Linked DNA regions of Homo sapiens: region 1 is linked to region 2. Evidence: chromatin contacts called from ENCODE Hi-C or POLR2A ChIA-PET data. All regions are on one chromosome and are shown on one strand. The core of a region is the stretch at or near the end of the contact, and the rest is flanking DNA. Distances in the headings are between cores, read along the strand shown.

What was found. Hi-C counts contacts between places; a loop is a spot of excess contacts on that map. ChIA-PET counts read pairs that join two places held with the same protein, here RNA polymerase II (POLR2A). Pooled maps may share reads with other maps.
Region 1: a map with no recorded cell type shows a loop between it and region 2 (4-fold over the local background). The contact joins two enhancer-like sites. A Hi-C loop is called at or near these places in 2 of 37 single-sample maps with no recorded cell type and 3 of 50 pooled maps. POLR2A ChIA-PET finds 5 or more read pairs at or near these places in 1 of 52 experiments (naive thymus-derived CD4-positive, alpha-beta T cell).

The regions. Positions count from the first base shown.
Region 1 is chr5:140,283,182-140,286,905 of GRCh38, reverse strand. All of the region lies in intron 2 of PFDN1 (prefoldin subunit 1), which reads left to right. Among named protein-coding and RNA genes, the nearest start is that of PFDN1, 18 kb to the left of the region's middle. Within about 2 kb of position 2,050, at least 4 of the 41 ENCODE cell types and tissues checked have a DNase peak (open chromatin) inside an H3K27ac peak, as active enhancers do.
Region 2 is chr5:140,218,556-140,222,320 of GRCh38, reverse strand. The region is part of intron 2 of CYSTM1 (cysteine rich transmembrane module containing 1); the gene reads right to left. Among named protein-coding and RNA genes, the nearest start is that of CYSTM1, 45 kb to the right of the region's middle. Within about 2 kb of position 1,814, at least 15 of the 41 ENCODE cell types and tissues checked have a DNase peak (open chromatin) inside an H3K27ac peak, as active enhancers do.

The DNA.
Region 1 (3,724 bases), core at 801-3,300, 64 kb before region 2:
CGGGCATGGTGGCTCACTCCTATATATAATCCCAGCTCTTTGGGAGGCTGAGGCGGTTGGATCCCCTGAGGTCAGGAGTTCGAGACTAGCCTGGACAACATGGTAAACTCCTATCACTACTAAAATACAAAAATTAACTGGGTGTGGTGGCAGGCACCCATAATCCTAGCTACTCCAGAGGCTGAGGCACGAGAATTGCTTGAACCCTGGAGGCGTAGTTTGCAGTGAGCTGAGGTGGCATCACTGTACTCCAGCCTGGGCAACAGAGCAAGACTGTCTCCCCCGCCCCCCCCCCCCCCCCCCCCCCCGCAAAAAAAATTGAGGATTCAAGAGGAAACATTTTTCGAGCAATGAATTTTAAAAAGCTCTCTCTTTCTTTTCCAGTCCCATTTCATCTTTGTGTAAATCCTTTTTTATTTTACATATTTTTTCATCTTGAAAATGGAATGACATGCTGATTTTTCTTTTTTCTTTTCTTTTTTTTTTTTTTTTTTGAGACAGAGTCTCACTCTGTCACCCAGGCTGGAGTGCAATGGTACGATCTTGGCTCACTGCAACCTCCGTCTCATGGGTTCAAGTGATTTTCCTGTCTCAGCCTCTCGAGTAGCTGGGATTACAGGCACCCGCCACCACACCGGCTAATTTTTTTGTATTTTTAGTAGAGATGGGGTTTCACCATGTTGGCCAGGCGGGTCTCTAACTCCTGAACTCAAGTGACCCACCCACCTCGGCCTCCTAAAGTGCAGGGATTGCAGGTGTGAACCACCACGCCTGGCTGACGTGCTAATTTTTTAAACTTGAGTTTTTACTTACTTACTAACTTACTATATTGACATCTTTACATGTCAATAAAAAAAATATTTTTTTTTAAATTTCGGTTTGGTTTTTTATTTAATTAGTCATTCTTTTTTAAAAAAATTTATTTATTTTTTAGACATGGGGCATTGCTATGTTGCCTGGGCTGGACTTGAACTCTTGGATTTAAGCAATCCTCACACCTCAGCTTTCTGAGTAGCTAGGACTACAGGTGCATGCCATTATGCCTGGCTGCCCCCTTGGTTTTATCTCCTGTTTTGTATCCTATTTCTGTGCCAGTGTGGATACTTAAGGTCTCCAGGATTCAGCATAAACTCTCAGGATGAAAGCCAATTTACTGCTGTCTTACATTCCTGAATTCCCAGTTTCACTTCACTTTGGACCTTTGTGGAATCCTTCCTTTTGTGTTAGTTCAACAAAATGTTAAAAAAAAATTTTTTTTTCCTTTGTTTCTAATCAGGAGTGTTCAGGGTATCTACTCTTCATTATGCCAATAACAGAAGTCTGTAACTCACTGAGCAGTCCACAATGTGGATGTGCCATAAAGTTTTAATCACTTCCTTACTAAGGAAGTGATTAAAGTAAGAAATAAATTCAATTTAAAAAAATTTTAAAAAAAGAAGTTCAATTTATTTCTACTTGCTTCCACGCTAAAAATTACGACGTAAAAATTCAGTAACTTTCCTCACCAGTGGAGTTAGGCAAAGAAGCAAGATAGGCTCATTCTTTTTTTTTTTTTTTTGAGATGGAGTCTCGCTCTGTTGCCCAGGCTGGAGTGCAGTGGCGCGATCTCGGCTCACTGCAAACTCCACCTCCCGGGTTCACGCCATTCTCCTGAAGATAGGCTCATTCTTATGTCTTTTCTATGCTGCTTAATTTGTGAATACCCTGAAACCTAAATGCTAATAGGATACGTTTTTAGACACCCTCTAAAAATTTCCCACCCAAAGTGAACTCGTCATAAGCATTTTGTTGTTTCTGAATAGCATATGTCTAGGTGACCATACTTTGGAAATTGTGTCCAAAATGCAGCAGTGCAAGTGATCTGGGATTGTGTTTTGGGCAGGTGAACAATGGTTTTGATTCATACTGAGTTATAAGAAAGTGGAAGTTGTACCAAACTGCAGGATGATTTAGAAAACGGAGTCTGATGTTTCTCAAATAATCAAAACCGAAAGTCTCAGAATTATGTTTTCAGATGGCATAATTACAAATAAATGAGGAAGTGAAATAGCAGGTTACAAGTCCTTGAGAGTGGACAGTGCAGAGGCACGTGGCACTGATTTCCAGGTCAAAGAAGAGGCCTTTTGCAAAGCATCAACTCGAATTCAGGTTATATAATCCTGAGTATTTTAAGCATGTTATCTGCATATTATTTGTCATGAGAGAATACTTTCCCTCTTCATGGTTTATTTTTCCTTATTGGTACATTTTGAACTCCAGAATTCTTTATTTACTATTTGGCTTTCCATAAACAATCAGGCAGAATGACTATGAGATTCTCTACATTGAGCAACTGTGTACATAATATTTGCTTATGATAAGACTTATATTATCATGATAAATCCTTTCTCTTCACATAGTATCTGATAATCCAATGCCCTTTTAAACAATAAGAAAGATGTTTTCCAAAGACTTTTTTTCAGAAATCAGATGTTTCTTGGAGCCTTTTCCAGTCTTCATACAATATATCTTTGCCATTTTTTAAATTGAGGACTAAACCAAACTTTCCATAAGTTTTTGTGTTTGAATTTTTACTGTGTAACTACTCTTTGAGGTAGACATTTGCATTTACCCAACATTCATCCTTGTTAAAACTTGCGTGGCTGAGATGTCCTTAGGTTTGTAGTAGTAAGTTGGCCAGCTTCGGTGGAATCTCTCTGGCCTTTGAAGTTGGCACAGTCCAGTATAGCTACCTCAAAGGATATGTGGTCATGGAAAAACGTGTTTTTGTTGTTGAGTGTTCTTGCTTTCTAGTAATTTTATTTTCTGCTCAAGAGATTTAGTATCTGTTCAGATACTTTATTTTTAAAGGCCACATAAGTAATGACTTGACCTCTAATCTTAGCTTTGAAATTTTCCCAGACACTAATAAAGATGATGTCTGATGACCTTTTATTTGAGAATAGTACTCATTGGCCAGCTATCAGTGCTACTTAAAAATGTATATTTTACTCAAAAAATTATTTCCATGGCTAAAAGACTTTCTCAGTAAAATCACACATGTCATGACATAATTTGGTGACTCTTGCACCTTGTTTTAGAATAGTTTTTACATAACATTACTGAGACTTAGTACTGTTCAAAACAACTCTTCTCTTCAAATACAAATATGAGTTAGTTCTGAGAAAAATATTCTGTAAACCATAATCTTATCTGAAATAGCACCCATCTCTTGGATCCAGTAAGAATATTTTAGACATGAAGGGTTCTATAGTAAAAGACCTGGAATTAATCCTTGTTTTGCATGAATGTGGGCTCTCTTTCCTGTAAATATACAGTAAGGTTTTACAAAGAATCAAGTTACTACTGAAGACTAAGATCATCAGTTGGGCTGGGCTGGGCGTGGTGGCTCATGCCTGTAATCCCAGCACTTTGGGAGGCCGAGGCGGGCAGATCACGAGGTCAGGAAATCGAGACCATCCTGGCTAACATGGTGAAACCCTGTCTCTACTAAAAAATAGAAAAAATTAGCCAGGCGTGGTGGTGGGCGCCTGTAGTCCCAGCTACTCGGGAGGCTGAGGCAGGAGAATGGCATGAACCCGGGAGGTGGAGCTTGCAGTGAGCCAAGATCATGCCACTGCACTCCAGCCTGGGCAACAGAGCGAGACTCCGTCTCAAAAAAAAAAATTATCTGGGCTGGCCGCATTAGGATATAAGCTTAATAATTAGTGGAGTAAAAGAAGTT
Region 2 (3,765 bases), core at 565-3,064:
CCTAGGAAGTTACACATATGTAATTCCAATAATTCTAAATGTTGTATAAGAATTGGATGAAACAAAAGCAGATTACAAAAACTGGAAGACATGGGGGATAATACCATGCTTGCACAAAGCTGCCATGAGGGGAAGACAAGTGGCTTCAACAGTCTTAGTCATCAGCAGGCTCATGGTTTCAAGTCCTAAGAGCCAGGTCTGGGGACAAGGCCAAAAGCCCAGCTCAACTAGGGTCAGGAAAGAGAAGGGTCAAAGTCATTAAGAGCCCACGCCACTAGAGCAAGCTGGCGGTAGTAAGGCGCACTGCCTAGTCCAGTGCCCACCAATAAGTGACAAGGGTGCCTCCACAATCATAAGGAAGTGGCCAGCTGAAATGTGGTCAATGAAAGGGGATATATCGGGGATATATCAAACTGGAATTATAAAATGTTGTGAAAGCCTATCAAATATCAAAATGAAGTCTGATATTATGAGTGTCCAGTGATAGTTATGCTGGAGTCTAAAATTAGATGGTGAGTAAAGCTGACTTTTGCTCAGCAGAGAACGGTGATTCATCAGAAACTGATCTTCAAAGACATCCTGCTCCTTGTGCTTTAAACCCTTACCCAAATGAATTGAAAGTAGGGACTTGAACAGATATTTGTACACCCATGTTTGCAGCAGCAGTATTTAGAAACATAGTCAAAAGGTGGAAGCAACCCAAGTGTCAATGGATAAACGAAATGTGGTATAAATATGCAATGAATATTATTCAGTCTAAAAAAGGAAGGAAATCCTGACACACGCTACAGCATGGATGAATCTTGAGGACATTGTGCTAAGTGAAATAAGCCAGTCCAGAAGGACAAATACTATATGATTCCACTTATATGAGGTACTCAGTGTAGTCAAATTCATAGACATGGAAAGTAGAATGGTGGTTGCTAGGGGCTGGAGGTAGGAGAAAATGGTGAGTTGTTGTTCAACAGGGACACAGTTTCAGTTTGGGAAGATGAAAAGAGTTTTGGAGATGAGTGGTGGTGACGGTTTCACAACAATGTGAATGTACTTAATGCCAATGAATTGTACATTAAAAATGGTTAAAATGGCAAATTTTATGAGAATTTTATCACATACATAAAAACCTGCATTATTTTTTTCTTTTCTCAAGAGACAGGGTCTTGCTGTGTCACCCAGTCTGGAGTGCAGTGGTGCAATCATAGCTCACGGTAACCTCGAACTCCTAGACTGAAGTGATCCTTCTGCTTCAGCCTCCTAAATAGCTAAGAAACTTGCATTCTTTAATCCTCTGTTTATACATGAGAATTCCAGGACACTTCAACACTTGGGGAAAAAGACACCAGAGCTGAGCTTCACAGCAGGCAAAACTCTGTACGTTGGTGGCTCAGGATGTTCTGTCCCAGCAGCAGCTTCAGTTCTCTTTGGTTTGGTAGCATGAATCAATCCTGCAGGCCCCTGGAGCCAGCCTGGACTCCAGCCAGCCAGAGACACCTCATGGTCACAAAACAGTAAGTCCACTCTGCCTGCCTGTGTGCCCACCTGCCCTCCTGCTTGAAGACTCTTCTAGACTGCTCCAACTATATCTCACATCCAGCAAATGTGCTGAAGGAGAAAGAAGCTGCTGTTGCTGACACTTAGCTCAGTCTCCTTCCCACCTCACATGCTCACTTTGCATTTTCCTGACACAGCCAACCCTGCAGAGGAGTCCAGAAACAAGAGACATCATCCCTGACTCAGGCAGCTCACAGACCACTTGAAAAGAAGACAAAGACCCATCTCAGGAAGCTCACAGCCACATGCCAAACTGGGCAAGACCAATTATAAACACAATTGGAACAAAATCATGACAGATCCTTTCAATGAGTTAAGGTGAGAGGAATGTTAATCTTATTACCGCCCTCTCCTCATTTCTCTCTTCTTGCACTGCTAGAAGAAAATTCAATAAACGATGGCTAGTGAGTGGCTCACCAAGAAATGGGCATCATCTTAGATGGGCCCTGGCTGCCACAGCCAGCCCTAATAGCCCTGGCTTCTGACTGATAGGGCCACCATGGCCTGACAGTCCCTTGCCCTCAGGATGGAACCGTGGTTAGGGTGATTAATGCATGAACTGTTATTTCATACCCTGCTGAGCAGCAAGAATGATGCTTGAAACCAGGGAAGCATAGAAATAAAGCAAGGAGAGAAAAGGTAAGAGTGAAACAGAGATAGGAAATGACTTAGAAACCAAAAACCCCCAATGTCAGTGGCCCTTGAATATAAGACAACTACTGCCATGATTTTAGAAGGCTAAACAGAAATCAGGGAAATGATTTCCTCCTGGTTTTCAGGCACTGGGTTACAGAAAAAAAAAAGAGAGAAGTTACTTTGAGTGGAGCTGGCTCTTTGGAACTTGCCCAAATGGGCAGAGATCACCAAGGAGGTAGCTGTTGGGTTTTTCCAATTAGTGTCCAGGCACAGGCAGGCACAGACTACTCTGTTATCGTCAATGTTAGCCTGATTCACATTGAGTGCTGGCCCAGGAGTCTCATTCAAATAGTACTTGCTGCATTTTCTAAGAAGGTAAACACTGCCATATCATTTTTAATGAACATAAAACGTGTTTTATCTTAGGTATACAGACCATAACTGGCTTCAAAAGGTACCAGATTCCTGTGTTACTGATTAACAGCTCCAGGAGATATATTTATGCAAAGCACCGCAGGTTGTTTTCTTTTTCTACTGCCAGGCTTAATTTTATGACAGTAAAAACAGTAGTGTTTTCTCCTGAACGCACCTCAGTTTAGAGGCTGGTACACAGTGAGTTCCAAGGTCAGGGATGGGACAGGATGACCATTCTCAATGAATGTGGTGAGAAGGTGATTCGGGGGCAACCCTCACTTGTAAGGACTGTCTCCCACCCCTCCCCTCTACTACCTGCAGCACACTGCCCACGATTTCAGAGAAACAAAGGCCATTCCTTGTAGATTTGCAAAGAACTGTGCAGGGTGCCTGGGCTATGCCAAATTATCCACCGCAATTCCTGCTGTTTCGTAACACTGTTTTGTAACACAAGCTGACATCCACCTAGAATCAAGGGCAAATGGTCCTGAAAATCCCCACTTTACCCACTGAGATGTGATTATTTGGCAAATGTGAGGCTAGAGACTTCACCAGCAGAGAAAAGGAGACAGAAGTGGTGGCCTGGCTTGTACGACTGTAACTAGGACTCTGGCCCTGGAAGACAGGGCCAGAGTTTAGGGAAACAACTCCCTTCCATGGTGAACTCTATCAGGCTTGGCCAGCTTGTCACTGAAGCCAGATTTAAAAAGTCTCCACAATCATGACCAGCCTCTTGCCATGAAAACTGTAAGGTGGAAAACTAAGTAAGGTTGGCCTTGTAGATGGAGCAGGTATGTAGGGACCCTCCAAAAATATGCTGGGAGGGCCAGAGGGCATCTGATTTCACCCCATCCGGTAGAGTTCAGCTGCCAAAGCGGTGATTTTATTTACAGCACTACCAATTTGGAGAACTAAGAGATAGAGCAGAAGGACTCTCAGCAAACTCCAAAAGCCCCGTATATAGCACACTTGACTTAGGGTACCACCCTCCTGGATAGTATGTTTGCAATGCTGCTGTCATCATCTGTCCATATCACAGCACAAGCAGACCAAATCCCTTGGGCCTGGCAGCCCACCAAGGAACATAGGGCAAAAGCAAAGAAAGGCAGTGCTACAGTTGGGACACCCTAGGGTCCAACCTCAGTGCCACTTTGAGGGTGTGAC